2 separate regions of the Homo sapiens genome follow, and region 1 is linked to region 2. The links are chromatin loops, found by intact Hi-C in ENCODE. Cell type or tissue: mammary epithelial cell. All regions are shown on one strand. Each heading gives the region's core, and the rest is flanking DNA. Links, peaks and the distances in the headings are about the cores only.

What was found. Peaks named below come from ENCODE experiments on the same cell type or tissue, not always from the same donor. Only the 100,000 strongest peaks of a DNase experiment are listed, where the experiment ranks them.
Region 1: it touches region 2 in a loop (3-fold over the local background); 2 of 110 quality-filtered maps call a loop at or near these places.

Annotation. Positions count from the first base shown.
Region 1 is chr18:44,451,315-44,468,008 of GRCh38, reverse strand. The region is part of intron 2 of LINC01478 (long intergenic non-protein coding RNA 1478); the gene reads left to right. Among named protein-coding and RNA genes, the nearest start is that of LINC01478, 72 kb to the left of the region's middle. In mammary epithelial cell, for the core only: a CTCF peak has its summit at 8,950; a DNase peak (open chromatin) is centred at 9,028; H3K27ac peaks cover 522 bases.
Region 2 is chr18:45,204,311-45,221,004 of GRCh38, reverse strand. It overlaps a transcript of SLC14A2 not described here. Among named protein-coding and RNA genes, the nearest start is that of MIR4319, 240 kb to the right of the region's middle. RefSeq lists an enhancer at 7,946-7,995. In mammary epithelial cell, for the core only: a CTCF peak has its summit at 8,062 (motif pointing right); a DNase peak (open chromatin) is centred at 8,094.

The DNA of each region.
Region 1 (16,694 bases), core at 5,920-13,919, 750 kb after region 2:
TAGAATCCAGGTTTCCTGATCCTAAGGTTTGAGAGATTTTCACTAAACAACCTGTCTCTCTAGGCACAGGGCTAAACTGTTTCTATTCCTAGGCAGACATTCTTCAAGGATATATGACAGCAGGTGAACAAATTAAATGCTGTAAAATGTCTTCATGTAGGTCCTTATTTGGAGGAAAGAAGAGGGCAGAGCAGAGGGGAGGAGGGAGAGCACAGAAAGGTAGCTCAGGCAGTCCCTCTACTGAGCTATGCCTGTTGATATCCCAGCTTTTGAGGTCAGCTGTGCTCATCTCCTACTCCAATAGAGGAGCCAGACAGTAAACTACTTCATTTAAATTATGTTCTCATTCCACTGAGCACGGGACACAATTCTCTTGTATTTTCTGATAAGGCTGATAATGAAGTGATCAGTCTATAGGATCCCCGAGTGGCAGTGAACCTGCATTTGCATAATGATATTATAGCATCTGTTGAACCCACTAGTGGTAATCCATCCATATGCAAGAAATATAGGTCAGCAAAGACACAGCAGCAATGAGAGAGGCAGGGCTATTCACTTATTGGAGTAAGGAAGGTCTTCTCTATCCTTTAGCTCAGCAGGACAGAAACAAATGGAATGGAATAGATCAAGGGATTCTATTGGCTTTTGAGCAATAAAAGGAGATGCATCAATTTTGTCTCATGGTTGAAATTCCATTTAAAATGTACTTAACCCTGTCATTTCTATTAGCAGAGTATTCCTCCTACACTTCTCTGCCTAACTCAGAAGAGGTAGTGCGCTCTAATAGCAATGTGTGCAGAGAGATCAGGAGTCATGGTTCCCCATTTAGTGGGGTTTGGGCAGTAATGGTTAAGGAAATTAAGTTTCATGGTTCTCCCTTGTGTTACCTGACCCCTATCATCCTTCCTGTTTCAAAGATCTGTGAGATTTCCTGCCCAAACATGTCTTTCCATTTGGGGCCTTTTATTATTCTATTTATTGTCTTTATATTCATTTTAGAACCTCGTGTACTCTTCTATCATACTTTTCCTGTGCTCTTCTTCCCACTGTCTCTCTGAATCTTGTGTGTAAATAATAGATCTTGCTTCTTTTAATACAACAATTGTGCGTTTGCCAAAGGCAAATCCCTGGCCTTGTTTTTCTTCTGGAACTCACTTACCAAAGCCCCTATTCAGGCTGGACACACATGGAAGGCCTTCTAAGACTCAACTGAATTGCATTAGATTTATAGTATCACCATAGAATTAACTTCAAGGAGGCTAAGAGACCTTAAGAGATCATGTAGATCATCTCAGAGCCAGGCAGTAGTACAACTACAACATCTAGGGGAAATGGCTGTATGGTTTATCCTTATTTTTTTTTTTTTTTTGAGACAGAGTCTTACTCTGTCTTCCAGACTAGGGTGCAGTGGTATGATCTCGGCTCCCAGGTTCAAGTGATTCTCCTGCCTCAGCCTCCTAAGTAGCTGGAATTACAGGAGTGCACCACCACACCCAGCTAATTTTTGTATTTTCAGTAGAGACAGGGTTTCACCATGTTGGCCAGGCTGGTCTTGAACTCCTGACCTCAGGTGATCCACCCTCCTCTTTGGTCCCCCAAAGTGCTGAGATTACAGGCATGAGCTACCATGCCTGGCCATCCTTAAAATTTTTAAATGATGTATACATTATCTCAACTAAAACCTAACTCTTGTAATAGCTATTGTAACACATTTTATTTGGAAAGATGTTTTCAATCAGAATGGCAAGATACTATAATTGTCCTCTAATGATTCAGCGGTTATTAACAAAAAGAAATTGACTTTATATCACTATGTATATACAGATGAAGTGAGATAAAAATATATGTAAGAAAACATCTGTTTATTGGAATGTTCCTTGTGTTCATACTTTATTAAAATGAATGTGTTAAATTACTCTGAAGGAAAATACGTATGCAGTCTACACGTATATAATGACCCCACACTTATTCATATACATACTCATACATCTTTTACACCAATTAGACTATGGCCATTTTTTTTGTGTGTGATAAAAGACATTTTGGGATAACTGGAAGGGAAAACTCCTTATTGCCTGGAAGTAAGTTCAATGTGATGATTTTGTGGACAGACTGCAAGTGGCTATGTTGTTTAACACAGGGTTGATTTCTAAGTTAAAATGCTAAGCAAGAAAAGAATCAATCCTAATTCTTGGCTCAACATAGTAGGGCTATTCAGCCCTTGCTAGCTCAACTTGTGGCAAAGGAAGGAACATGAGGTTTGTCTAGTTCCCAGGAACTCTGGAAGCTGTATTATCCCAAATGAAAGAGTTGGACTCGGATGGAAGACAAAAGTTTATTTCTTTTTTGGTTAGACCTCAGTCTTCTTTGTTCTTGATCTCTGATCTCTGGGCTGCCTTCCCACCATCTCCAGGCTCTGCAGCTCTTGCCAGTCTGGATCTTGTCCACAAACTGGAGTCAGTAAAAAAAAAAACGCCTGAACCTAAGAAAATCCAAAGCCAAAATATTATAAATCACTGCCACTGAAGGAGAAAGAAATTACATTTTCCCTTTGTGAACTATGACTGAAGTTTTATGTTGCCTGCCCATCATATTAAACTATGAGATCATGCCTTGGAGTTAGGCATTTTGGCATGTCCTGCAGCTTTTGTTTCCATGGTTGTGGTCAAAGCAATTCTGTGGTCCCTAATTCACCTTGCTGACCTAGCATCTGGGGTGACTCTCTGCTGATAGGGGGCATTTTGTGAGATACAGTACAATTTTAAATGTTACGGTTTTGTTTGGAAAAAGAAACACACCACCCCTCTCCCCTTCCAAAACATCTTCAAGAAAAATACACATCAGATTATCATGCACACGACAACTATGTAAAACTGGAATGACTATTCCCTTAGTCTGATTGTCTTGTTTTATAGAGCAAATGGGGAAAAAATGGGATTTGAATGCTAGCGAAACCATCTGTTTATTGACTGCCTAAAAGACTAAAAGCACTTGCCCCAGAATCTTGGATATAAATGAAACTTGGAACTTCCTTGTTGTTATCTATTGTGTGTCAGAATTTTTGTGGCAATTGAAATGTCACAATTTTTCTTGGAACAACATTCTGGCATCATTTGGTTTATTTATTTTAACTGATGATTTTCATTTCTCATTTTGCATCTAACAACTTCTGACAATGTTTCTTGCAGATAAAAACTTCGTGGGAAATTATTTGGTGTATGTGACTTTTTCTTATACAATATGCTCAGTTTATTTGGGGGTAGCGGAATGTGGGAGAAGAGGATGGATGTTTGACTTGTTTTTACTAATGATTGCCTTGGTATTTTACAAGATTGATGGCTTGCTTTCTTCAAAGGCATCACTGTTCTACTTTCCACAAAGGCAGTTGAAGTCTGACTCAGGACTTTAAGAAATCTCAGTGACCTCATGACTTACCCTGCCTCATTCTTGATCCTTTTGCTGTTATGTTGATGTGGGTGTCACACATTAACATTGAACAAGAATTTTGTTATTGTTGCTGTAATGTTAGCCCAAGCCAACTCCATAATTTGTTCCCTTTTGATGCAATATTGACCCACTTTGGATACTTTCATTCTCCCTTTTTGATTTGATATTAGACAAAAAGTAGACACCATTTATCAAAGTCAATTTTGGGACCCAAAAATATACATTTTATATTTGGTACTAAAAGGCACGCTTGCTTTATTTTATTTATTATTTTTGTGGTTTTTGTTTGAGGGGAGTGGATAGTAGGGGTGGGAGAAACCTGTTAAATTTAAACTATCATGGGTTTCAGAACAACCTGTTATATCAATTATACCATTCAGATTAGTAGCTTGATCACATTAAACAAACTTCTGAACTAATTTGCATGTGTAGACACCGCTTTTTCTGTGGTATTTCTACTGTACGTCCCTTTCCTTTTATGAAAAATAAAATGTAATTAAATAGTGTGATAGATAAATTCCTGTCAGAACTGTTCTTTAAAAACAAAGAATTATTCAAGACACTTATAAAAATGATTGATAAGTACAAAATAGAAAAGGATACCTGGGACCAATATTTAGGCATGGATGGGGCTTTGGTAGGTATAGAAGAGAGGTCAGCAAATTCATTCATTAGCCTTATGAGTCAAAAGGCAAAATCAAAGCTATTATGTAGTTATTTATGTGACAACAGAATAATGTTTTATACATTATTATTAAAATTTTAAAAATAATTATAATAATTCAGTACAATTTTTAAATAAAATATGTGTACTGTAGTGTGTTGAATAGTTAACACTTCCCCCAAAAAGTCATGTTCAATTCTTAATTATTCTAATTATCTGTTAATTGCTTTCTAAATAGTACAAAGAACTAGTTTTCAGATGGTTTATAAAATTCACCAGTTCTTCCAGATAGTGTTTAACTGAACATTCCACACTCCTTCTTTTCTTTTAAAGAGATCTACTTGCTTTAGTTATTTATCAGTCATTCCCACTAAAATGAAGTTTTCTGGTCAATTCCAAAACGTAAAACAGGTCATGATGACCATAAATTTGTAACTGGGGAGATAGTTTTTGGGAAACAGAGATGTAAAGAAGGCTAGGGGTTATTTCAGGGAAGGCCAGCATTTAATCTTAGAGTTGAATGCCAGGAAACCAAAAAGGATAGAAAAATAAAATATCTGGGCAGGGTGTTAGGGAGAATAATGTTTCAATGAAGAGCAATGCAGAAGTAGATTAGGAAGACTTGCTAGAATACAGCTTTGCTCATGGAATAGTGAGAACAGTTACATTTGAATTCCTAGATTATTGCTCCTGGATTTGCTCTCTAATCCAGAGACTAAAAAAGAGTGGAAGAAATACAGGAATGGGTGTTAGAGGACAGCAGAAAACAGGCTAATAAACAAGGCGACACTACTGGCTTGCTGTGCAGTGGAGGAAGGAGTGAGTTAGCAGCCTTCCCTCAAGGCAGAGTGGAAAACAGGCTGTACTACTCTCTGGTTAGAAATACGTATGTGTCCCAATTTTTAAATTTATTATTTTACTTATGGAATCTATATATAAGTCCTTTATTTAAGTTGACTGAAATAGTCACCAAGAATACATTTTAAAAAAGGTGATAGAATATTTCAATAAGGGCATAAAATAATAACTTCAAGGACACGATTTGAATGTTATTCATATCTACTGTTTATTTCTTCAGATTCTCTAAATCAAACTTATGTACAAAGGTGTGGTACATTCCTATTCACTGTCTGACACCTTTTCTCTTCTTTGTTTTCTTTCTTTTCTAAGATCAGTGGCAATAAATGCAAGAGAAAAAACTGCATCAGGAGGGGTACCAGGGAAAAATGGTTTAACAACATCAGAATCACGTCATGGTCATCATGTCTGGAGGCATTGTCAGTTATGATCTTCAGTGCTTCTCTGTCATTTATTAAATGCTTCCAAACTGTTTTTGATTAATGTAAAAATTAATTTAGATACTTTTTCATTTTTTTAGGAGACAGAAATTCAGGAAAAGGTCCACTGACATTTCTAAGCCACTAACAACACCCAGCACATTATAAACAAAACTTCACATTGAGATCTTGCATTAAAAGATTTTAAATTAATTTTATTAAAAATTACACTTTTATGGACCAATTGAATACCCTTATGTAATTACAAAGACTTTATTTGGACAACTACTTGCTAAATCATCAAATAAATTTTAATATGTGCATGCACAGGATTCAATAGCTTCATTTCACAGATGAGGCAACCAAGGCCAACGAATTTTAATGATTTTTCCAGATGGAGTTTTAGCCACTTGAAAAGCAAAACTAGAACTCAGGGACACCTTTGCTGCCAGACTTGTACTTTGTCGTACAGCTAGTGGAGGTAGAATTGGGATTTAGGTACAATTAGTGAGGTTTTATATTCTATGCCCCTAGCCACCACCTTCCACTGCCGCTCTCAATGGAGCCCACCTCTCTCAAATCTGATCTCTTTCACCCCACTACAGACTACTTTCTTTTTGATTGATGGGTTGATTTTCAGCTTGTCTTTATAAAAAAACTATCAGCAAAGAAAACACAAATATGAATTGTCAGTAGATAGCTAAATCAAATCTTCTATCAAGAATAGACACAGCTACATAAGGGAGTTAAGATATAGGACAAAAATCCTAAATTTGCAATACTTTCTTTTTTGAAATTATATTGCTGGGTGGTCTAATGAGCCTTTATATCAGTACATGGAGATATTTCAAAAGTGGATGACACATGTCATTATAACAAATGAATCTGTCTCAGATACTGAACAAGTTCACAGGCTTCAATAAATTGTAGTGTTTTTCATCTCTCACCTGTATTGTGCACACATCACTTGAGTATTCTGGAAGGGAGCTAATTAACATCTCAGAATAAGACTTTTGTTTTTAAGTTGAATAGTTTTTTTTTTCCTTTTACAAAGAATACAGATTAATTTTTCATTAAGTGCATATGGAGATATCTTGCAATGATGCTTCAGAGAGCCCCATAGACATAGGATAATTTGCCTCCACTTCATCATCAAATGAAAATGAAATACTTGTTTAGGGACCAAGAAAGATAGACCAAGACAGCTGAATTATTCACATCTGAAGGTTTCCAGTTCAAATGTTTTGTAAGCTCATTTGCAGCTGGGTTGCAGCAGGCTCCATCCATGTCTGTCTAATGAAACTCATGCTGAAAATCTCAGTTGGAAGTTCACGGATTCAGAGCCATTCATCAAACCTCGTCATAATTATTTAATAAGCAACATTAAATGTTCAGTCAAGTCTTTAACTCATCAGTTCAGTTATCACAGTTTAGTGCATGCAAACATCATTTACAAGGTTTCCTGCTGAACGTTACAGGATACAAATAAACCCCATAAATTAAACCAACCCTCAAAATAACCTTCTCCTGACTGCCTGCCCCCTGCCTCACCTTGTCAATGCTTGAAATGCTTGAAAAGGGTTTCTCAAACGGGCTCCCTCACTAGAAATTTGGGTAGATGAGTGTTTCTTTTAGCTGGTGTCAGTTTCTGTGTGTGTGCATATGCACGCTCTATTGGATCAGCGAAGGTTCACATTTTATCAAGGCTTCATGTGGCTTGCCCCTCTCAGTCCTAGCTGGTACAGGTATGTTCATCACTAATAAGTAAGCATTTTAGGCATTTAAGTATGCATTTAAGAAGTGAACACTTGGCTCTATTGATTTTTCCCATGATAATCAGGACATAATCTAAATGATAGAATTTTATGTAGAGGCGGCACATGAGAGAAAAGAAAGCAAGGAAATTGAGGAGGAGGAGGAGGAGAGGAAAAGGAAAAGCGAGAAGCAGTTTTTAACACAGACGTTCTCAACTGAGCTTGTAGGACAGATTAGTGTGCTGTGACATGTCATGAGTGTGCCACAGAAAATTTGCCAGTAATAAGGGGCTGCATGTTTTGTAATTTACTCCTAAAATATATTAGAATGGATTCAAGGTTATTCCTGTTACATGTCACTGACTCATGTGGATTCCGTTATGCTTTCTTAGGAGGCAGAGAAAGGTTTTGATCACATTAGTGAAGATATTTTTTATAAAACTATCTCTTTATCTAGGCTGCAGCCTTGGGTATGCTGGCTGTACAGATATCTTATTCTGGTGTGTGTGTATATGTGTGTGATTGCATGCATGCACACACATGCTCACGCTAACACGTCTGTGCATGCGGATGAGATTTGTTGCCTTGGGAAACATATGAAAAGGAAATTAGGTGCTCAGAACTGAGGTTCCTCCGGTGGTTCCAGTCAAGTGACTGCAAAATTTCTGGACTGCCGTTTAGGCTGTCGGGAATCAGCAAGCTCCACAGGTTTCTTGGGCAGTGGAATGAATGATGGTTGAGGAGCCCTGAGTTCTAGGTTTCACTCCACTTTTGTCATTAACTAGATGTGTACCCATCTGTAAGTCTTGGTTTGTAAAATTGTAGTGGGTATGCCAGATTTCTGTAAAAATTTTATTAAATGAGTTCTTAAATAGGATATCTCCATATGTACTTTAAAAAAAATAAAATGCCCTTCAAATCCTAAAGTTTCCAGTTTCTACCTCAAGCATGAATATACATGAATAGATATATATTTATATATACATTCTATATATTCTCTCTCTTTATATTTATCTATATATATGCACACACTCATGCTTAAGGTAGAAACTAGAAACCTTAATATATATATGAATTTATAAATTGAAGAAGTTCTCATGAGCAGGAATGATTAATACTTTAAAACTATACTTATTATGATTTGGGGTATACTCCAACTTTTGGGAGGTGCTCCACCCAAATGATGCCAATTCAACGAATATTCATGATCTTTCCTTGGATGAACATAGCACACTGAAATGAAATACTAATATTTTGCACATAATAGTGGACTTGGTGGATATATTGTATTACAAAAGTGCTCTTGAAATTGCTGTTCAAATAATTTCAAGGCCTTACGCAGCATATCATATTTCCTTTGCATTTCGTGCACCCACTCACGATGTTACTGGGATTCTTGTAGCTGATCCTCAGGAGAAACTCTCTCAATTTACAAGGTCTTCTAATTATGCTGTTCCTCTCCCTGAGCCATTCTCTCTTTCTGATTCCTCCCAGAACACACATCTGGTCACCTTGCAGTTATAGTTCAGCTCTCACATACATTGACTTTTCTGAAGAAGTCAAATCTACTTCCAGTTCTCAGTATTCTTCAATTACAACACCGTGTTCTCTCCTTCTTTGAACTTATCACAATGGTAAACTTAGATTTATTTTACTATAGGTGTTGATTGTCTGCTCTACTAGTCTATTATAAATGCCCTAAGATCAGAGAGCAAATCTACTTTGCTCACTGCTATTTTCCCAGAGCCTCTCTCGATGCTTATGATTGTAGATCAGTGAATGTTTGTGGAAAGGATGGTTTGTTCCTGCTCCCCTACTGGCCTAACCAGGGTTATCCAGAGCTAGGAAACAGTACCATGCTCAAGGAGTGATTCATCACTCAGCTCATTCAGTGCACATGCATCTGTTATGTTCCTGTTCTAGGCCAGCCCATGGGATGTAGTCATTTAGTGAGAAATGAATCACTTTGGGGAAACTTAAATGAATAGGATTTAAATGACCAGAAAGAAAAATCAGAGGGCGTTCTAAGTCAAAGAGGAAGGAAAACATCAGAGAAATGGGAGAGTAAAACATAGTCAAGTGTTAATGCTTCAAGGGGCGTGATGTAAGGAAGACAGAAAATATATGTAAGAATCATATTGTGGGTTATCTACACAGTTACAAGATGATTAGTTGTAACCTTACAGGCATTTGGCAACAGTTGAAATTTTAGTCTTGGCCTAGTCCAGTTGCTTAGAGTTCTTTATAACTTTATTTGTGAAATCTTTCTATTCATAGTCTCACACACTTCATATGTAACATTTAATCCTCAGATCTGCCCTTTGCCTTTTACAGAGGAGAAATCTGAAACATATAGATGCAAACTAACTTGACCTAGGTCCCAGTGTAGTAAATAGTAGAGCTAGACATTGAGTCCAGGCAGTCTGTCTCCAGAACCCATACCCTTAACTTGTATGTTGAGTTGTTAGATGTCATTTTCATAGAAGGGCCTGAGGTCTCGTCATTTCACTTTGTGCCACAGTGCAGATTGTGGCTTCTGTGCATGACAGACTCATAACAAACTTTTGCATCTCTGAAGGAATTGTAAATTTCATTTAATAAATGTAATTTCAAAAAGACACATCCCAAGCTTGTGAAAATTATTGTTTTTCCAATTGGGAGAAAAGAGACAACATATACTACTGGCTTAGGAGCAATTAGCACCATTCTAGCTCTGTTGCCATCCCTAATTATCATGGAATCTGCTCTTTGGCTTGCAGTTTCCTTACCCATAAAATATCAGGTTTAGCTGGATTATCTCTAAGATCCTGTATCACACTACTTTTATGCTCCTCTTCAAATCCTCTTGGTCTCAATCAGTTCTGACTTTGGCCTCTGAAACAGGTACTCACAGGCTTTGATCAGCTTCTTGCAGATGTACCTCCCTGGGGCCATGCTATAGCCCTCTCTGTTTCTGCCCTGGAGCTGTGCTTATACTAGAATCTGCTTGCATGACCCTGCCTGGGACTCAGCATGCACAACCTGGAAGTCCCCTTTCATCCTCTGGAAGATGATTCTGAATGCAATTCATGAGCCTACTCCAAAGCTCTTGCAGAATTGAGAGTGAGCGAGTGGTTCTGTGGTAGCCAGCTTAACAAATCTTTTATTGACTACACTTCTTTCATGTTTGATTCCCTCTCTTCCTCATTCCTCATAAATTACTCTCACGCAAGGCTTTGTCTTACATTCTCAGTTGAAGATCACACAAGCTAAGAGTGGCGCCTTCCACAGTCAGGTCGTTGACTCTATGATCTAGTAAAAGTGACTCTAAGAACATCTTGGTGGGGCTGAGTTGGCTGAATAAATTCCTCAGACCCTTTCCAGGCTTCCCAGTTCAACTTTTGGAAAGTTGCTAAGATAATTGTTGGATACTCCTTTAGGAAGTGTTGCATATTTACAAAAGTCAGGAAGAATAAAAACAGGCATTTAAAGGGTTATTCTAATCACCCATTAAGGACTACAATCTCACTTTTCTAAAATTAGTTGGAAAGAGATTTTGAACTAAAGAGCTCAAATTTCAAGGCATTGTAATCTTTATCGTGAGTTTTCCAAATACCTGAGAAATTATATGTTCATATTATCTTTCTTAAAGATCATTTTCCAGTAAATGTATATGACTGTGAGTTTTCAGAAGGAAATATTAAAAATCTAGTGACTTTTGGTTAAGGGGTGATGAAGTTTAGATGGGAAACATGTGAGGAGGGGAGGGAAGGAAAGGAAATTAAGGAGCCAGTAGGAAGACAGAGGAGACATGATGCTGTGCAGGATTTTAGGATCCCTTGAGGCAAATCTTTTTAATGGAAGCTTCATTGACCCCAGTAAAGTATTATTATTTCCAAATTCCAGATAAAATCATCTTCATAAATAAGTCCTCAAATATATTCCACAGCAAAGCAGGAAAATGGAAAGAGCATTCGACTTGCGTGATATTGGGTAGTTCATGAATCTTGGTTTACTTATCCCTAAAATTAAGATGTTGAATCGCTCAGTTCTTCTGACTCCAGTCTAAAAACTAGGTGCTAGAAAACAAATGTCTTTGAGTTTAGACCACTGCTGTCTCTGCTGCTGGTATTTTTTGAATAACACCGACCATTCTTTGTACTTGCATAGCCTTAAGTTACTGGATCAAAACTTGCAGCTTGTGAAGTTGTTGTGAAGATCATATGTAAAGCACATAGAATGATACCTAGTGTACCATGAACCTTTTTGAATTTTAGCATTAAACATCCATGGAAAAATTAAACATAAATGGCTACTGTCTAAGGTATTCTATTGTAATGAATATGAAAAGTAGAGTAGAATTGTCTAGCTATCAAAATTATTGGCTCAATAAACAAAACCAATGCTGAAAATTTTTTGAAGAAAATACAAAATGTCTTAGTTGTCACTACACTCAGGAAGACTTAAGAGTGTGATGCAGAGGGCAAAATGGCTATTTCATTGCAGGTTTTCCCTTAACTGCACAGTATTAATGATCAAGTACTCACAATGTTCTGGGCATTTATATACATACATTACATGAAATCCCACAACAACCTTACATGGTCACTTGCTGCTATCCTGTTCTTAGAGACAGTGAGCTGAGACACAGAGGTTAAGTGACATGCCCAAAGTAACATAGCTACCAAGTCAGAGAGTTTGAGTTTGAACCTACATAGCCTGGCTTTGGGATAGGTGCACTTAACCAGTATTTTATACAGACTCTAAAGTTGGCCAAATGGAATTTATAAGCGTACTCTAGAGAGAGAAATACATTACTACTCTATAATCAATGTTCAAGTCACCTTTCCATCCCCATTTTCTATTACACTCCAGCCCTACTCCATGCTTCAAGAAGTAGAAATGTCTTTCAAAATCTTACATGTACCACTCTATCTATCTCTTTTTGAAACATTGCCTCAAATATCCTTTGAATTGTTTTGCTTAATCAAATTTTACCCATTCTTTAAGGCCTGTCATGTGGCCCAATTATTTCAAAAGACTTTCTTAAACTTTTTCAGCCCAAACTGACACACCTCTCCACTGAACAAACACCACATTTCCAGTTTTTATTGATAATATTTTAAAAATCATCCTATGGGTTTTAATTTCTAGTAGGTCAAATATCAATTGCCATAATCCATATAAACTAAAAGTTATCTGGCATTCACTTATTTTGCTTTAAAGAATAAAGAATTCTTAGGACCAAAAAGTGAGAAAACCACTGCGTGAATTGGTCTCAGGCATGATAGGTCCATTTCTTACTGTAATTGTTATGAAATTCCAAGCACGTATATTATTTGTCCCTGGCTGGGCATAAGTTTTTGTTCTGGCTCTAGAAGGTAACTTTCGTTGCCCTGAAGGACTTGATCAAAATTAGCTTGTTCCTTCCTTGGCTTTTCTTCTATTTTGTCTACTTTGTTTTCCCTTTTTTTATCTAGTTCTTTTTTTTTCATTTTTTAAAAATTGAATTCATTAGTATTTGTTTTGTTTATCTCATTTTTTGTCTAATATTGTATTTTGAAACCACTGTAGTGATCAGTTCATTAGACAGACTTTGTATCTGGTTTTCTTCTGAGGCAATATGGACCTAGCTTCTTACCAGCTTTTCCCAATTTTAAGCTGTCCGTGGGATAACTTGTCTCTAGAGCCAACAGTAAGTCTAACATGCTGAATGGCCTTTCAGTCATCTCTGCTAAGGAGGAGACCCATATTAGCAACTACTGGCTCCTCAAGATCATTGGCAAGAATAACTTCAACAAGATGAAGTTGTCCCTGACTACAGGACCTAGGAAAATGAATTAATGTCCCTGGTAAAGGGAAGATATGCAGGACTCATTGATGGGCCACAAAAACAATGAGGTACTGTCTACCCATCTGTTTTTGGGCTATAAGAAAGTTGAGCTGGAGGACTATACCATCGCCTTGAAGTCCCTGCCTCACCTACCTACCAGCAGAATTTGTGGTATGGCATGACCCCAGCAATAGCCAGAGCCAGAAGGGGACACTGAAAGATTCTTCACCTTCATCTCCAGATACTTGTGTTTTGGGTCCACCAGAAAGAACTGGCATGAAGCTGAAAGCAGTGTGGAGATGATTGAAACTAATGTGAGGAGCCAAAGTGGCAATAAAAAACAAGAATTAATGTGGGGAGGTCAAGCCATGCTTCCTGAATTTTACATGGGACATGAAGATCATGAGAACCAAGGAACCTAGTGAGATAGTGCAAGCTTCTGTGCCCTCTTTGGGCATGCCACCCTCAATCTTTTCCACACTTTCATGATTTTTATGTTCAGGAATTTTTTGTGTTCAGGGATTTCTATGGATACTTCATCATGTAAGCATGATCAATTATTAACTCAATCACTAGCATCTCTATTTTTTTCTGGAGGATGAGGCAGCTGAATGTTCTAAGCTTCTAATCATAGCTTGATCCTTTTGGTGACCACTCCCATCCAGGTGCCCAGTAACAGTCTCTTCATCAGAACAAAAGACACCCCAAATCACCTAGGAAATTCCAAAGGATAAGACACTTTGTGTCAGAAACTGGGATCAAAGACAGTGTATCGGAAGAAAAGATGCACTTGGTACCCCATCACCCAGAAAATTACAAAGGTTTTAGGAGCTTGGTGGCAGATACTGGGGCACAGACCATATACATATTTCTTATTATACTACAATAACACATATTTACAGCTAAAAATTATTAAATATGGTTTAGAAGGGATATTTGAAAAGAGATATTACAAGTTGTTTTGAAGGAGCTGGGTTGTGGGGAAGAAATGTAAGAAATTGGGAATTACCCTTCTGTATAAACTTTCCTATCAGTTTTGGAAAAACTCACTAGAATTTTGGTGCTGCTGACATGTTTTAATTATCGTCAAAAGGTCCACAATAGGATAACGAAGTCCTATAAACCAGACTGTTGGGAATTAGAAAAGTGATGTGATTATGATCACCCAAAGTAGCTTGGGGAGTCACTTAACTGTGACCAAGTTTTCTGACTGTATATAGCAAGAGTTAGGCCTTCACAGTGAGATTTTTTTTTCTCGTTGTAATAGAAGTATGGAGTAGTCACTCTAAAAAAGCTTAATTGAGGTAGGAGCCAGCCTGGGTTTCCAAGAGATACTCCACAGTGAGTCAGATGCCCTGGAGTTCCCAGAGCTAAGATTTATGGCAAGAGACAGCAGCCCAGAGGGATGGAGTGGATGGCAAGAAAAGTGGCTTTTAAAAGCAAATTCCAGGTCCTCAAGTTCTCATTTCCAATGTAGGCACTGAATTGATAATGTTAGAAACCCATGAGGGAGCTTCGCCAAGGGTTCCTTTGCAGCCTAAGGGGCATCCCACAAAGCCAGCAGGTACCCGTCACCGTCAATCTGCCTCCTCCACAGTCTTCCCTGTGTTGATCATCTTGACATTACATAATGTTTTGCATTCTAAGTGCATTTTATGAGCTTTATTCTCTTCCCACACTTGGATTAAAAAGACATTGAGTTTAGAATCAAGCTTTATTCATCTTCTGTGTACAAAGCCTTATAAATTTATCTATAAATAGTTAAGACTTAATAAATAAATATTGATAAATTGATGATGCTACTAAACCAAAGGTAAAATATTTTATAGTTATTTATTAAAGACTTGGACTGAGTCTTTGAAGAATGTAGTTTAAATACAAATAGGATGAAGGATGGGGTTGCAGTTTTATCAAAGGCAAAGAAGATGCACATAAAGTGGAAGAGTTGAAGTAGGGGAATTGGGCATGTGATTCAATGAACTTGCTCACACCTGAGGCATAAGGAATATAAAATAGGTATAGTTTATTCATATATTGTAAGTCCTACTATAATATTGGTATTTGTGGAAGGTGCACAGAGAATGTACATGATCTATTAAGTTGTTTACATTTATAGATATCAGCTGAATACTTGAAGAACAATAGTGAGTCAGGAAATTTATAGATTGAGGTACACTAAAACAACTATAAAACATGGAGGTTTTATAGAGTTGAAGGAAAAGTATAATTTGAAGTGTATCTAGATACCTATTGCTGCAACATCTATTGCCCAAAACTTAGTAGCTTAAGACAATTAATCTTTCATGACTTTGTGCGTTGACTAGAATCAGCTAAAAGGCTATTGCTTGGGATCCATCATGCAATGTCATAAAATGGTGGCTGTACCTGGAGTTGTCTGAAGGTTTGACTCAGCTGTGCACCCAATATGGCTTACTCAGTTGATTCTTGCTGTCAGCTGGGAGCTCAACTGGTCTGCCAACTGGAGAATTTACATGTGGCCTTTTTTGGCAAATTGGCCTTCAGTATTTTGGCGAGCTTCCCAGTGGAGAGTCAAAGAATTTTTTCTAAGATATTTGGATGGAAACTCCAAATCTTCTTATGACCTTCTAATGAAAGTCTCAAAACTTCACTTCTACCACATTCCATTGGTCAATACAAGTCACTAAGGTCAGCATAAATTTAAATGGATGGAGATTGAACTCCATTTGATGTGAATAGGAGCAGACACATAAAGAGAGGGAAGAAATTGATGATGGTCATCTTTTACTGTCTGCCACAGAGAATTAAAAAAACATTACTGAATAACTTATTTTTTAATTTATCGATTTAAGAGGTATTTCTTGACCACCTGTAGTGTTCCAGATTTTAGGAATTGTAATAGAAATATTACAGTGGAAAAAATAAAGGTTTTGACTCTGTGAAGATTGTATCCAAGTACAGAAAATAATTAGAAGCAAGTAATCCATGGTCAGAGAATGATGAATGCTATGAAAACAAATAAGATAGGGTAAAGAATAAAGAATAATGGGGATAGTAACTTAGAGGGAGTTGTCAAAAAGACCTCTCTTAGAAAGTAAAATAAGAATAGATTCTTGATTGAAGTAAGGGAGTGGGCTGTGTTATTATCTGGGGAAGGGCAATATAGGCAGAGAGGTAGGGATATGCTTGGCAGAGCATCAGGGCAGCCAGCATGGTTAGAATGATATGAGAGAGGAGAAAGAAGTTAAAGGTGAATTTGGAGAATTTGGCAGGAACCAGATAATTTAGCATCTTGTCATCCATGAAGAAAAATATATTTTGATTTTATTCTGTGCAGAGAAGCCATTGAACAGGGGAGACCTATGGTCTGACTTTATATGATTCAATATAGCTTTTGTGTACAGACTAGACTATGGGGCTGAAAGGAGTGGGTGGGCATCAGGGCAAAAATGGAAGCCAAGAGAACAATTAGGAGGTTTGCAGTGGTTCGGGAAATAGTTGATGGTGGCTTGGCTTAGAATATTGGTAATGCAAAACTTAAAACATAATTTATTCAATTATATTTTGAAGGTATAGACAACATTATTTGTTGATAAACTGGAGTGGTAAGTCAAAGATGACTCTAAGATTTTGGCCCTGAGTGAATAAGTGAATAGTGGATTTTTTCTGAGACAGAATTGCCGAGGAAACAACAGCATTGAAGGGATAGAAAGCAATTGATTGCTTTTTTCTTCCTTTTTTACTTTACATACAATGAAATG
Region 2 (16,694 bases), core at 4,870-12,869:
CTAATCCAATATGACTGGTGTCCTTAACAGAAGAAGAAGTTTGGGCACAGAAAAGAGACACCAGGAATGTACATACACAGAGAAAAGGCTGTGTGAGGACATTGTGAGGAGGTAGCCCTCTGTAAACCAAAAAGAGAGGCCTCAGGAGAAACCAATTTTGCCAACATCTTAATTTTGGCCTTCCAGCCTCGAGAACCACAAGAAAATAAATTTCTGTTGCTTAAGCCACCTAGTCTATGGTACTTTGTTATGGCAGCTCTAGCAAATTAATACATATCCTAACATTTCCCTTTTTGGTTCAAATTAGTTCATGTTCAGTCTCTAAGTCTTGCAATTAAAGGGCACGAGTGCAGGATGTCAAATGCCTTCAGCAAATATAATGGTGACTTGTATCCCAAATGGCTTCTTACCCTGTCCCAAGGCCCAATGCCTGTGACAACAGAAAGACAGACAGGTTCACTGTAGACTCATTTAGGGACACAGGTCAAGCTTAAGACAGGCAAGTTTAAAACCCTGCCTCAGTTTGATGAATTAGTGGCTGCCCAACATTTTTTGTTTGCTAAACACCTTTTCCCCTTAAAAGAATCCAGAAACCTAGGACTAAGTAATGACAAAACTGACTTTTAGTCTGTGCGTAGTAAGGGCCTGATAACTGATTGCAAAAACCACTTGGCATTTCCTTCTAGATGGTGTTTACCTCAGACAGACTCTCCTGCAAGATAAACCCAGTGAAGGTGGTCACTTGGCTAAGACCAGGTGATTTGGTTTAAACAGGACGGGATGACACTTCCAGGGGCATTTTTCCAACTTCCAAATCAGCTGCTTGCTTACTATCAGGAATGGGTACTTCCTAGCTCTATTAGGAATGACTTCAGCTGATAGAGAGCAATATCAGATCTAAGTCTAAGGTGGACACTCATTCATTTACCAGATAGCTACTGCATGCCTACTGTCTGTCAGAAAACAAAGTAGCATGGTCACCTTAACTTCCGACAGAAAATCTATCATTGAGCTAAGATTCAAAGTCTTAACCCTCTGCAAGTATCGGCCATGTGGACTACTTCTTAAACCTTAAATAACTTCGTGGTCTATTTACATTTGATTTTGTTTGTTGATTGTTTTTCCTTCTCTGCAGTCTTTTTCTATCACTGCCCACTCATTCATTCTATTGCAGGGATTCTCCCCTTCCTAAAACATAGTTTCTGCATGTATTTTCCTGCCTCTCTGTCCCTCAATAACACTGGTGCTTGTTTAAAAGTAAACTAAAGGTATTTACTTAGGAAAGTTTAAAAACGCAGGTTAAAGACAAACAATAAGAAATTTACTAAGTTATGAAAAGTCCTTTGTAACTGATATTTCAGGTTTTCAGAGGCACGAAAACAAGGAACTGTTTTTCTTTTAGCTCTCTTTGCTATTTTGCAAATGCATCTTTCTCCATGAGTCTCATATAGCCCCCACTGAATATTTTACTCATGGCTTTGATAACCGTTCGCCTTTCACCTCCTCTTACTCTCTAGATTCTACCACCTGAGGACCGACCCCATGGTTAATAATCAGTTTCCTTTGTGGTGAATATGCTTCTAACAAAGGACTTAACTGCCTTCACTTATTACTTGCTCCATACAGCAAAAGACTGTAGAAGAAATTTTATTTACACAGCATTTTATTTAAACAAATTTATATAAATAACATTGCTATATGCCTTTCACAAAAATGCAGACAAGAGTATTAAAAGGGTTTACTACATTGATTTTTCCATGTTATTTATGCAGGCAAGAAAAATTCTTCAGTTTAGCTAAAGGATTTTAAAACGAATAATATGAATTATCTGACTATGAATCTAAGTGACTTTGTCCTAATGATGGGAAAATTGAGGCAAATTTATTTGTCTATGGATCACAATCCACTGAGGTCAGCGCTTTGAGAGGACTCACTTATACATTTTTTGTTTTTCAGATGCCCTGACTTTTGTTATCTTCTTAAAGATTTTACCTTGTTTTAATCCAGCATATTTCAAAGTATTACCAAAATAACAACTAAAAATTAATTCTGAATTCAGATGTGTTTGGAAAATGCTGAGTAAAATCAATGAAGCTTTTTTTTTTTTTAAAGCAGCAAGACTTCTCAGAGATTTAGTGCATGTGGACCAAGAGGACCTGCAAGGGGTGCTACTGAAAGCTACACTCACAAATCGATTTGACCTTCCATACTGCTTTCGTGCGGGGCATCTTTTTAGGATGAGCAGTCCGAGGAACTAGTGTTCCTCCAGTTAGTGGTTTGATGTCTCTAGCCACTTCAAAGACTTGCAGAAGAAAGAGAGCTTAAAGACATAAAATTTAAAAAGTTTGTTTTTCTTTTAAAAGTCCAAGCTATTACTCGACTTGACCTCAGAATTACTATTTACTGCCTCAGAGGAAATGCTATTTCTGGTGGGTACCACATGGCATATATTTTTAGGAAGGTCTGTATTCAAGCTCTGAAGTCAAACAGTCACATATTTCACAATATAAAGGGAATCAAGTTACCAAAAATACTAGCATGCATATAGATGCCGATTGGACAGTAACAAGCATTTTATCTTCTTCATCAACTTGAGGTGAGAGAGAAACAAAATGTGGCCTATGCATACAATAGAATATTATTCAGCCTTGAAAAGGAAGTAAATTCTGATATATGCTACAATATGGATGAAATTTAAAGATGTTTTGCTAAGCCAAATAAGCTAGAACAAAAGAACAAATATTTTGTGATTCTACTTATATAAGGTACTTAGAATCAAATTTATAGAGACATAAATAATGGTGGTTGCCATGGGCTAAGGAAGGGGTGAGGAGTTATTATCTAATGATTAAAGAGTTTCACTTCGGGGGGATGAAGTTCTGGACGTAGATGGGCAATGGCTGTACAACAATGTGAATGTGCTTAATGCCCATGAACTGTACACTTAAAGATCGTTAAAATGGTAAATTTTATGTTATTTATGTTTTACTACAATAAAACAAGTAACTGGAGGTGACCACCTTATGGAAATCCCACAGATCAGAAGGGTGAAGAGAAAGGAGACTCTGAATAACTGGTATTTGAAGAACATTCAAGGCAAATCTCTCCCTGGATATCTTTTTGAAAATATTCTTCTGTGATATAGGAGGTAAAGCAACACAGCAGCTTTGAAATGGAAAGCTAAGAGAAAAATAATTTTAACATCCTAAGTTTTTAAGCATGTTAACTTTTGAATATATAGAAGGACCAACCATATGTAAGCACAGGGCCAGAAAATATTACAGACAGAAATATAAAACACAAAATGCTGTTATCCCAATCCTCAGGTAATTTATAAATCTTACAAGAAAACATGTCTATGAGTAACTTGGTGATAACAAAGACTGTGCTAAATGTGCATGAGTTATAAATACAGATCTCTAGGGATGTGGGGGAGGAAGATATGAAATCTGATTGAGAACCCTTTCCCTCTTCTTCTCACCTATGCTATTTCTTCCTTCTTTTAGGCCCAGATCAAGACCCCCTGCCTAAAAGAAAGCCATTCCTCACTGTTCTAACCCACTGTGGCTACTATAATCACACTCATAACTATGTGGAGACTTGTTCTTCTTTTTGGTAGATGTTGTAACTTGGCATATATATATTACATATTATAGAATATGTAATATATGTACATTATATATACATATGTATATATGATGATGTATATATACATGTAATACATATCTATGTAATATATGTATATTATATATAATAGATATATAACTTGGCTTATATATAAAAACATATATAAATATTTATATTTATATAGTTTAATGTGTTCTCCATATTTGGTTAGAGAAATCTGTTGCTTTGGGGATGATAAGGATTATTAAAATAGAAGTGCAAGGAAAGGAGGAAAATTGGGTTTTGAATCTACAGAGACATAAAGGTTATGAAAGTCAAGCTTGGTCAAGAGAGAAGGGCTTTTTGAAATTCCAAAATCTCCTCTTTCCAGATGAGAAGCCAAGCCTGGCAACTCAATGTTAGACTATTACCCTAACTTAGAGTGTGGAGAATAGACAAGAAGGGAAGTTCTCACCAGATAGGAAGAGGAGAGTGCTTTTCCAGATAAGGAGGAGGAGGATTTTGTGTGGATGTCCCCAGGATAAGAATATAGTTTGATTCTCTGAGAATCAAAGGCCCTAACCTTCTTGGGCCTTGGCCAAAGGTGGGAAATAAGTTGACCGAAACATCGGACTAGACAAAATGAGTTCTTCCAGAACACCCAGGACTGCTGCTCGGCCCCCCTATGTCCAAGATGGCAGGAAGTCTCAAATAGGTGGTTCTCAGAGCTCTGAGTACACATGATGTGTGCATTGCATGCAGCGGTACTGTGAGTTCCCATATACCGCAGAAAGTGGGGTGGGGGACAGAGGAGTGCTGAGATTCTGTAACACTGGGTTAGATGAGAAGAATAAAAAATACACGGCCTCTCCAACACCGATATATTTCAATGACTATGGGCTTCAGCTGTGAGCACCAACATAACACCCCCAGAAAACAGATGAGATTAGCCATAGCAGGCAGATGCCAGCACAAAGTATTCAGGAATCAGACTAGACCAGCCTCACTCTGTTGGCCAGCAGGGAGGACAGGCCACAGGCACCCCCTTGTCCCAGAAGACATAGCTTTCCCTGCACACATCGACGTCTTGGGAAGGGACACAGAGGTGCTTCTTGTGAAAGGGAAAATAGCCCTGATTGAGCATTTATACTTGAAATTCACTAAATATTTGCCCAAATTAGACCAAACCACACTTAAAAAACTATTTTAAAATAAAGAAGATTGAATTGGCCTTGATTGGAATACTTAAATCTACCCCACTACTATTGGTAGAAGTGAGGATAGAAGTTATAGGGAAAAAAAGTTTATTCTTTTATTTTCTGACCCATTAACTCAAGAGTGTGTGAATGTTCACTCCTTTTTACATGTTTGACACAACAAGCAGGCTAGAGTTTCCTGGAGATCTGTGGAATGTTTCATGTTATGTACTCAATAGGTGTCCCTAAATGTACACTGTATGAAGAAACAAAAAGAAGAAAACATGGATTTCGTTTCTTCCCTGCCTCTCATTCCACCAAAGCCAAAATAAATTACAAAACAGAGAGACCAAAAAAAAATACCATTATAGAAATCACAGAGAGAATTCTGTAAAAAGAACCGGTACTGGGAAAGTCATAGGGCTTAGTCCTTAGAATATTAATAATCGTAACCACAGACAGTCTTCCTGCAAAGCTTTCTGTCAATAAGCTGCGGCAAATATCTATCTAGACCAGTGAAGTCCCACAGAAGTAATAAGTGAAGTTTTCAATCTTCAAAAATGTTTGAGCATCTCTCTCCTATGGAAGAAAACCCCTAGAACTTCTCATAAATGGATATTTCCCTTGGGGGACTAATATCCTCTCCAGAGTCAGACTTGACTTCTTATGATGTGATGAAGCAACATTCACAAGGAAGTCATGATTTTTTTTCCCTTTCCTATTTTCTTAAAATTCATTTAACCTTAAGAAGTCATTGAACATCCATTTCTTTTTTTTTCTGACTAGGGCTTTCAATAAGGGAAAAACTAGGGCAAATTTTAGACAAAGCAAAAGACAATCTTAAAAGTTGACTAGGCCACAGAAATCTAAATGACAAACTTAACAGGGCTGACTTTTCCTTGGTGTGTAAGACAGGCGTGTAAGGCTATTAACAATAGAACTCAGCACAAAGCCCTGTGGAAAGCAGGTGAATATTGATTCTTAATCTTAAACTCATGAATAATGTATAAGGCAATTTTAGTTTAAAGATACAGGCATTTTTTTCCTGGCACAATGGTTTTTAGAAACTCACTGTATTCAGTAACCCATAAAGAGAGTCTTCTCATCTTTTAAGAAGCCTTTCAAATTTCATCTCATTCCTACAGCCTTCCCTGACCATCCAGTCCTCACCAATCACTCCCTTCTCTAAACTCCAAGAGTACTTACTGCCTGTAGCACTCACTGGATATAAGCTATTAGGTATCTTTTTTTTCTTTTATTTCTTTTCTTTTTTTTTTTTTTTTTTTTTAAAGACATGGTCCGATAGATACTAAAACCCTGCAGGGTAGGGGTCACATTACCTTTCTCTTATTATTCCCAGTACCTAGTCTGGAGCCTGATCCACAGACCGTAAGTGTTCAATAAATGTTTGTTGTTAATGATGACATGTTATAGACACATCTGAAACATAATCTGGATAAACATAATACTGGAAAAGTGCAAATCATCATTTAACAAACATGCAAGCCAAGAAATCAATATGAGAGAGCTGTCTGAGTACCAAGTGAAAGACAAAGTAATACCCTCTTCCCTGCCCCAACATCTAACATGGTGATGGATTATGCTACATAAAATTATCGATAAAGACCAATGTAGTCACAATGATTTCTAAGCAGTAACAAGAAATATTAGATACAAAATGTAACATTACAACAAAGGCAGCAGAACTGAGAGGCCATTGTGGAATAATAGATACATTCATCTGATGAAGAACCTCTTTGCAAATAAGCAACTTCAAGCATAATGAAAGCACAGGGCTTTCCTTTCCTCCCTCTCTATCTCCCCAACCCAGAGACCGAGATTCTGATTTCCCTCAAGATACACAGAATGCACGTCACTTGCCCCTTAAACAGAGGAGGAGGAAGGCAAACTTGAGCATTCAACTGTTGCCAAAACAAACCCAAGCCTTTCAAATGAGTTAAGTTCTCATGATATGAGTCGGGTTGAGTAAATTTATACAATTCTCATTTACATACACACAAAGAGTAAAACAATCTACTTATTTCTTGTCTGAATTCCTATCTTCTTCAATAAGATTTGGCTTATTAACGTAGCAGCAGAAGTTTGGGCCAAATCTATCTAGCAATGAACCTCATCTCACCTATCTCTGTCACTCTTGCATACCCTTTTCCTACCTATACCCTTCCTTTTATCCTGGCAGGTGGGGAATGCTTAGGCAGAAAGCTCGGCCATTTCTATTGATCATATAGGTAACATCTTCAGCACTATTATTGGTCTGACGACTGTGAAACAATAATAAAAGTGGTCAGTCCAAACGTCCCTGGGCCCTGGCAGAGATCTGGGGCAGATGATGGGAAAGCGAGAATCATGGGTTGATACTTTCCCCCAAATTGTATATGCCTTACTGTGACATAAGCAGCCTGAACAGGATCATTAATTTGACTGGTCACTTCATTGGAACATTGATAAGGATTTGACTGGTTTTTAATAGCATGTACTAGTTATGTGGACTAATTAACCAATCAATAAGATTTAAACCAGTACATTTACTCCTCACCTCATCCTCTTCCATGTTACTCAGTCACCTTTAACGTTTTGAATGGGATAAAGAACTTACAAAACTAATTAGCTATATAGACAGAGCCATAATGGCCTGCATTTTCTCCACTATTATTAATGCTTTTGGTATATAAAATCTACTAGTTAAAAAAATGAAAATTGAATACCATGGGTTAATCTAGGTATAGTAGTAACAATTCCCTATAACCAGCTTGGCTTCCTTCATAGCTAAAGGATGACCAGTACCATCTCATCTCTTTGAAACAATTGACTGGTGGTGTCTTTTTGTGGGTCAATATTCTCATTGAAAGAAAGAATATATTTTCTCCTGAAAAAAATATATAAAATATTCCTAAATTTAGTGAATTCAGAAAGCCATATAATTACAGCATACAGAGTTTTCCTTCTAGATCCTGAAGACATGGACTTATAAATGATGCAGGGCAACTCACGGTCATTCAGGTCCTGTTGGCACAATGAATGGAGGTGCTCCAAGCCTTTTCCTTGTCTGTAGGTAGAGGTGCAAATACTTCAATGAGATATGTTCCTGTTCAGAAACACCCAGGATGAAAACTGGAAAGGGTCTGCCAAGAAATACAGAGGAGCTCTTTCAGCATGGTCGTTTTTTAGGATGATGGAGGCAGCTTACAAAATGGTGAGTTGGAGCAATGGCTGGAGCCAGCCTAAGGAGGCACTATGGAGCAGAAAGTTGGATCCCCCACTAGATGGCGCCAGGACACATCTATGGCATACGTGGGTACTGTTAACCATGGCACAACAGAGGGATCGGATCAGTTTTCACAATTCTGTATAGGCCAGGTCCTAATACAGTACCAACGGACTAAAGTGAGTGTATGTGGGTGTTTTATACGTCTTTAAGTTTGACCCTACATTGAAGGGTACACCTGGGGTGGCATACGTGTGTGTTCTTTGGAGTATGATTACCTATGCGGTTGTGAGTGTATCTCATGTATCACATGTGCACACACATACAATATAATAATACACATGTGCGTTAGATTATATAGATAAGGGATCAATATAGGTGTAGCTAAAGATTAGGGGCCATTATTACAATAAATAAGGATCACGTTGGAGGAGGGGGATTAGCTTCTCTTGCGCGTACTGTATGCCAGACCTTTTCATGTGCTTTCTCATGTAACCTTCACAACAGCTGCAAGAGGTGCCTACTATTGCCCCATTTTCACCAAAGGAAATTTGATGGACTTTGTATAGGTTAAGGAACTTGTCCAAGGTCACATAGCTAAGGAATTACAGGGCTTGGATTAAAATCCAGTTCTGCTAAGCTTCAAAACCATAATACAGTTATACCTCATACCACATTGACTTGCTACAGTTTCTTACAATGTGCAAATTAACTCCAGGGAATATGGTTTGTGGTATGTTTGCACAAATATACTCACATGTGCACTATACGAAATGAAAATACCTTCTATGCAAAAGTTTGATCTATGTTGGACTACAAATATACATAAAAAGTTGAATAAATATGGCATTCCACTTTTCCCTCTTCACCCCAGGATAATTATTAAATAACCCTATCACAGAAAAATATATAAGAATTAATTCCAATATATGATTCAATTAAAATGGGAGTCATTTAAAAGAATATTAACTAATTTTAAAGTAGATATATCAAATCCACATGTATACCTAAATGAAGCCATTCACTATTTACCTAAAAATACATTAGCATTAAGGTAACAATACAAGTTCCATTTATGTTGTAGGAAAAGCCTTTTCTATTGAGATGGTTGGCTCTCATCTTAACTCAGCCCACTCAGGTATGGTTTTTGTCATTGGAGATTTTGTAGCCTTTGGGCATCAGCCTTTTAATTTTCTTTTTGTACAGAAAATGTATTGTTCTGTACATTGTGTTTTGACAGACTAAAGAATGTAGTGTACATTGAGTGTTTAGCACAGTGTCTGGCAAAGAGTAAGTGCTGAATAAAAGTCAACACTAGTGATTACAATGGCTATAAAGAAGGAGAAAAAAGCAGAGGAGGGAGAGAGCAGAAAGAAGAGAAGGAGAGTAAGAAGGAGGAAAGAGAAGGCAAGAAGGTAAGAAGAAAGAAGAGAAGAGGGTAGAATGGTGGAGAGATCAACATGACAATTAATTTGAATTAATTTGTAATTTTTTTCTTCTCCCTAAAAGTTAAAGAAGTCATCTGAAACAATGTGGAATTTGAAATACCTGCCTTGCACACTGCAGATCATTCTATTTTTCACCTTAAATTTTGTGCAGTTTTCTGTTTGGTCTAAGATTGGTTAGTTTTCCTATAGGCTAAAGAATAATGTGCTAAGAACTGAGCCCCCGGCTGAGACTGTGGGATTTAAAAGGGGGAGAAAGGTAAACAGCATTCCATCAAGTTGTACTTTGGGCACTGGGAAAATATGTTGGTTGTGCTGTCAAGAAATTGACTTTTTGGCTGCATGATAAAGGTGAACTCTGGCACTCCAAAACTGGATGGAAATCACAATAGCTCCTTCTAGAAAAGTCAAAGCAAAATAGAGACATTTTCTCTGGTGCTTCAGATCCGTAAGAACATTATCTGAAAAGAGAGATCACAACTCGGGAAAAGGGGAAAATAGGAAAACATTGCCTGTTGCCTTTAGTAATAAAATTTCACTTAGCAAATTTCCTAAGATTTTTGTCATTCTGGGCCTCAGTCTTTGTTTCTTTCATTTGTGTTAGAGAATATTTGAAGTTGTACTGAGAAAAAAATAGTAGTAGTGTTAATAAAGCCTAACATGAATGAATCACAGAATGCACAACAACACATTCCATATTCTATATCACGTTATGCTCAATACAACCCTATACATTGGTACCATATTACAGATGAGAAAACCAGGCTCAGAAATTTGAATGGTTTGGTTAAAGTTACACTAGCAGATGGCAGAGCAAAAACTCAAAACCAAGGGCAAGCTGAGGCCAATACCAATCTTGTGGTCCATGATGCTGTACTTAGATGACATTCAAAATGCCTGTGGCAGTGCCTGGCACACAGTAGGCATATGACAATACTCAGCTTTACTTTCTTTCAAAACAGCATTACGCTCTTGCCTAGGTTAGAGTGCAGTGGAGCAATCATCGCTCACTGCAGCCTCGAACTCCTGGGTTCAAGCAATCCTCCTGCCTCAGCCTACTGAATAGCTGGAACTACAGGTGCACACCCCCATGCCCATCTAAGTTTTAAATATTCATAGAGGCAGGGTCTCACTATGCTGTCCAGGCTGCTCTCAAACCCTTGGCTTCAGGCAGTCCTCCCAAAGTGCTGGGATTATAGGAATGAGCCAGCATGCCAGGCCACCTTTGTTTTATTTAAAGGAGTACTGCTTTTGGAGGGTTATCTCTTTCAGTAAAGTTCCATTTCAATCTGTACACAGTGTTGGAGAATATCAGGTGCAGAAAGTGATACCAACTTCAATCTATGGGTATGAAATACTCATTCTATCCTGGATGTTTCTGTCTTGCAGACCCTAGATCTTGGCATAAAAGCCTAGCATCCTTCCCTGGGCTCGAGCGACCATGATCTGGAGACAACAGTAGGGGTTGCCTACATGGATATTTGAGGAGGTAAGACATGCATTGGTGAGAAGGAACACTTCTGATGCTATCGGGCTTTCTCCATCCCATTTGTGGGCATTCATACTGACATAATCACATGGTATGCATAAAGTTGTAAAACTAGAGGAAAATTCTAAAGCTTGACCTTGTTTCCAGTAGATAATTTCCTGAGATATTAGAGGACTATATCAAGTGGAATCAGGAGCACTGGGCATGGTTGTGACCAATTAATTATTGCCTCAATAAGAGAGCATGTCCATCAGCTATACTTGCTGTTGAATAAATAGCTGTCTCGATTCTTTCCCTGCAGTCTCTTTTTATCTTCTTAATCTCGAAAAATAGGTTAGCAAGATGAATGAAGAAATCAAGGTCCACAGCAGTCCAAGGTTACACATTAGATTCTAACTAACTTGAAACCTAGGTTTCTGATTTCCCAGTCAAGAATAATCTTTAAGACATTTCTACAAATTCTAAAAGATTCTTTACTTGTTAAAAAAAAAAAGAAAAAGGAAGGGGTGATTCTAGTTACTTTAAAATGTTCAGAAAATGCAGCATTCTCTATCATCCTTTCAGAAATTAAAAATGTATATTTTACATAATAAAGTCTCATAAATCCTGCTGTAAATTTTTAAAACCTGATTTTACCTGTAATTTCTATACATTTTGACCACAGTTGTTGTTGTTGTTGTTGTTGTTGTTGTTTTGTTTTGAGACGGAGTCTCACTCTGTTGCCCAGGCTGGAGAGGAGGGGTGTGATCTCGGCTCACTGCAAGCTCCGCCTCCCGGGTTCATGCCATTCTGCTGCCTCAGCCTCCCGAGTAGCTAGGACTACAGGCGCCTGCCACCACCTGATTTTTTTTTTTTTTTTTTTGTATTTTTAATAGAGATGGGGTTTCACCGTGTTGGCCAGTGTGGTCTCGATCTACTGACCTCATGATCCGCCCGCCTCAGCCTCCCAAAGTGCTGGGATTACAGACGTGAGCCACCGTGCTCGGCCACAGTTGTTGTTGTTTTTTTTTTTTTTAAATGCCTGTTAATTTCCAGAGGCACCAGCATTCCTCAAAATCCATTTTTGATCATACATCTCAAAATGATTCAAAGCCAGTTCTGACAATGTTCCTTATTAATAATGATAGTAGAAATAATAATAATTTCTTTTTACTGGTATTTCTATGTTCATGCTACCTCATTCCATAATACTACCATATCTTTGCAACAGGTCTCCCAAACCCCTAACTTTTTCTATCTGATTGATTCTCCATGCTCCTACTAGATTTGTCTTCCCTAAGTACACTCACTCTGCCCTGTTTCTACTCTGTCATCCATCATGACACCCCACTCTTCTCAGTATAAAACCCAGCTTCTCAGTCTGCCATTTCAGTCTCTTTCTTTCTCTAGGTTCTCACTCCACTGCTCTGTAAGGCGGGCTCTTCAGTTTAACTAACGAGGCTTACTCTGATCCCTAGCCAGGGCACACACATTCCTGAGTCCCCTGCCTTTAACGTCTCTCCTTCTCCCTTCTTTCCACATGTGCAGGTGTGTTTCTCAACATATTGCACGTTCCTATGAAAGCAGAGGTGGACCCAGAGATGTTGTAACCACTATAGTTGGCCACCTGCGTTAACTCATAAGCTTGTCGTTAGCTCTTATGTCTCTCAGAAATGAACGTCCGCAAGCAGGGTCACTGTTGATGACTCAGCAACTCATATGGTTTTATTTCTTAACTTTATCACGACAAAGCTTTATTATTATAGAAGTTAGGCATACTTCAAAGAATTGTATTTGAGAAAAAAATATATATTTTAGTTCTGTATTTTAAACAATTTTATTGCAATTCTAGATCTCCAAGCCCAAATTTTTGTGTTGGTTATAGAAGTAGCTTTAGGTGCCCATGGGCTTGTGAGAAGTGCATATCTGTTCTCTAGGTGGTTACAGCTTTGTCATATAGAGGTAACTGCAGAAGCCTCAATGGATGTGAAGGCAGAGAGGCTGAGAGGACAATTCATAGTGAAAAGGTTTGGCTTTGGGTCCCAGTTTTATGGCTGACTCCTGAGTGATTTTGAGAAAATCCCCTTAACTTCCTGAGTAGCAGTTCCATCAGCTGTAAAATAGGAAGTCTAATATTTAAACTCATAGGGTTACTGTGGGAATTAACTTTGGTAATTGCTGTAAAAGCCTTGTCAATTATAAGGGGCTCTGCAAATGTTAGTTATTATTAAGAAAACATTCTGGGCATCTCTAGCTTTTTTTTAAAAAAAATGCAATACTAGAAGTATTTCTAACCACCCTAAACTAATTTCTATCGTGAAACGTGATTCCCCTATGTCTGTGTGTTTGCTCTATGACCCATCTCTAACTCTCTTCACATTACATTCGGCAGAGTCAACTTCTTAACAAAAAATTATTCTCTTTATTGTTTGAAGGCTGATGGTCAAGCTGTTGTTAGCAACCCAGTTAAGTATTATGACTGAAATTTCCATTTTAGATTCTGATTCCAACCTTAGATTTTCAACTGCTCACATGCCACACACCCATATGCACACACATTATTAGGTTTATTTTTCCCCTCCCCTTTTCTTCACTTTCCTTCCCCTCTTCCATCCCCTACGCTTTCTCTTTCTCTTTTTTCTTTCTCTCTTTCTCTCTCTTTTCCTCCCCCCTCCCTTTCCTTCCTTCCTTCTTTTCCCCTCCCTCTCCCTTTTCCTTCCTTTTCTCCCTTTCTTCCCCCTTTTTCCCTTCCTTCCTTCTCTCCCTCCTACCTTTCTCTTCTTTCCTTCATGTCTCCATCTCTCCCTTTCCTCCAACAAGAATCTATAAACATTCAAATAAGAAAATGCCACATGAATTTTTGACTAAAGTGTGATATTTTACTTCTACCCTGCCCTTGTCTACTTAAAATGCTTGCAAAGCCTCACCATTTTTTCTAGAGCACACAGATATGCTCTAGTAGTTAAAAAATGTACCTAAATGCATGTTGTTTACTATTAGGTACCAGAGTAAATGATATAGTTAATACATTATCTACTATGCAGAAAACTTGGATACTGATGAACATTCCCAGGCATTCCATGTCCTACTGGGGCAATACACATTCTCTGATAGGATGAGAATTATTGCCTCACTGGACCAGAATACTCTTGGAGTCCATATAAAGGCCCTTATTTCCACAATGGATTGAAAGACAACAGGTTCTGATTTTTGGGATATTTAGTTTGTAGACTGCTGATCTGTTAATGGATCAAGTCAGCACCCTGTAGGTATCCTTAGCTCTTGGTGTATGTAACCCCCTGTCCAGAGGCCTGAGTTGCAGAACTCCCCAAACTAGTACCTGCCTACCAGCCTTGTATGGCACTCAACTGCTCAGATTATTTTGTCTTTAAAATGTAGTTTCCTTAGAACATACACAGGGAAAGTAATATACCCTAGGAAATAATAAGAGATTTGCAATAGATGCTCAATTATAAAGGAGAAAGGCATACAAAAATATAATCATAGAATTTTCAAACTGGATGAAATGTAATAAAGTTATTTGCAAGTTATTGCACAGTAAGGCTAACCTCGCTGAATACCTTTAGGCAGTACTCGTTTTTAGGCCAAGTATCTCTGTGTGTGTGTGTGTGTACGTGTGTGTGTATGTGTATGTGTGTGTACTGAAATTTCTGGAGGGTCACTGTTAGGGCTTCTTTAATCAAATACCCTCATGTCACAAATGAAAAAGGAACCAGGAGAGGTGGGAAAGGTGAGCCAAGAATCTGATCTTTCAGATTTTCAGGATTACAGCCTTTCCACTACACCAACCTCAGGAAAGTATGTTCTCCAGTGACTGAGCTACAGGGGCTACATGGAACACTACGTGAAAAGGCCAAAAACTTGATTTCATCACCATCTGGTCTACTAGAACAATTATCTTGTAAATTTCAGTGTAAAGATCAACTCTGTTTTCAGTGACCACTATCTCACATAAACAGATGAAACAACACACTTTGCTCCTCTATTTTCATGGCCTATCCATCTCCACCGGCCTCTTCAAATCATCTTTTGGATTCACAGTACATTGAGAGCCTTATGCTAAATGCAGAGCTCTAGGCTGGAACTGGTGGACTGAATCATTACTCTCCTCTTTTCTTTGGGATCCCCCTCCCTCTTTCCATGCTGCTGTCCTCCTGCACTAGCATGGAAGGGGAGAGCAACAGATTCCTTTGTTGAAATCACAGGGATTCACATAGGGTAAATGCTCACTCTATATTTGTTGAATAAAAGAATGAATGGATTCCTGGATAGGTCCAGCCAGGGACCATTCTGTAAGGCCTTGTACTCTGAAGGATCCACAGAATCTTCAAGTTTATAATATGTGAAAAACAGAAAAGATTTCTAAAACCCACTAGGTTGGTTTGCTAGTGACAGGATTTTAGCTTCAATGCAAGCAGTGAAGTCTTGAGTGGTGTGTCTTTGAATTGCATCTACCCGATCTATTTTTCCATCAAGGGCTCTTAAGCACCACAACAACAATGACCTTTTCCCTACTACTGTGTTTAACCCCCAATGGTCCTCATTATACGGCTCGCTTCAACAAATGCTGATGTCCAGCTTTGTCTGCTCCTTCTATCCCCAGATAATTTAGAGTCGACTCTAATAAAATGTTTTGCAACTTACAGCATGAAGTCATTAAAGATCCTCTGTCAGGTAACTGATAAAATAACAGTCCAGCCCATCCTTCCCACACTGGCTTAAAGTTCATGCAACCTGTACTTGTATAAATTATACCTAAACCACCTTTGGCCTGCTGATTTGAGAATATCATCCATCATCCCTCAGTGGATGAATGGTGATACTAATCCCTGGCCCTGTATGCTGCCTGAAAGCTGGTGCTGCTAGGGGAAGGTCTGGGCCCCCATGCCATTAGGAGGCCCGCATGCTGGGGAAAAGAGTCTCAACACAGAGAGGTCCCTATGTCCAGCACCAAGTGGAAGCTCCAAGTTCTCACCTAGTTCCATACCATGGCCAGGCACATAATTGTGCCTTAATACTTACATTTCCTATGGAGGTGTTCTGAGCAAAGCTGAGGGAGCTGATACCCAAGGCAGGTATTTCCTCACTCAGCCAACTCTCCTCCTCCCTCTTTCTTCATACAAACTTCTCTCTTCATGCAACATTAGCATAGGTGGAGTGTGAGGCAGAGGAAAGTTTCTGGCAAGCAATGAGGTAAGTACCTTCTCTGGGAAAGTTTTTTTTTTTTTTTTTATCTCAGTGATAGGTTTAAAATTGGAAGCTGCTTTTAATTCGTGAAAATGCATTGGTTGAATTTGGCTCACTGATATAAAACCATGGCTTATATGTCCAATAAATCTTCCCTTGACATCAGCCAGTTAACCTGAATATAAGGCCATAAATTGTTAACTATCATTCTTTTATTGCTAATGCCAATGAGCACTTGGCTTTTTAGCCACAATGAATTTACAATACATGCATTACTCTTGAGAGTGTTATTTATAAGACAAAATAAGAATACATAGTCTCCATCATTGACTTTAAACCCACACTTATACTGAGTCTACATGCACTGATAAGCAATGTTCTCAGAGGTCATCAAATACCAACTCTCCATCAGACCAGTCAAAAGTTTCCACAGTCCACAGGGATCGCACAAGCCAGCTCTACAATCACACACGGTGATGTTGGAACAGACAATCAAGTAGACCCGAAGGTTTCCATTTAACGGCCATTCAGTACACCTAAGTGGC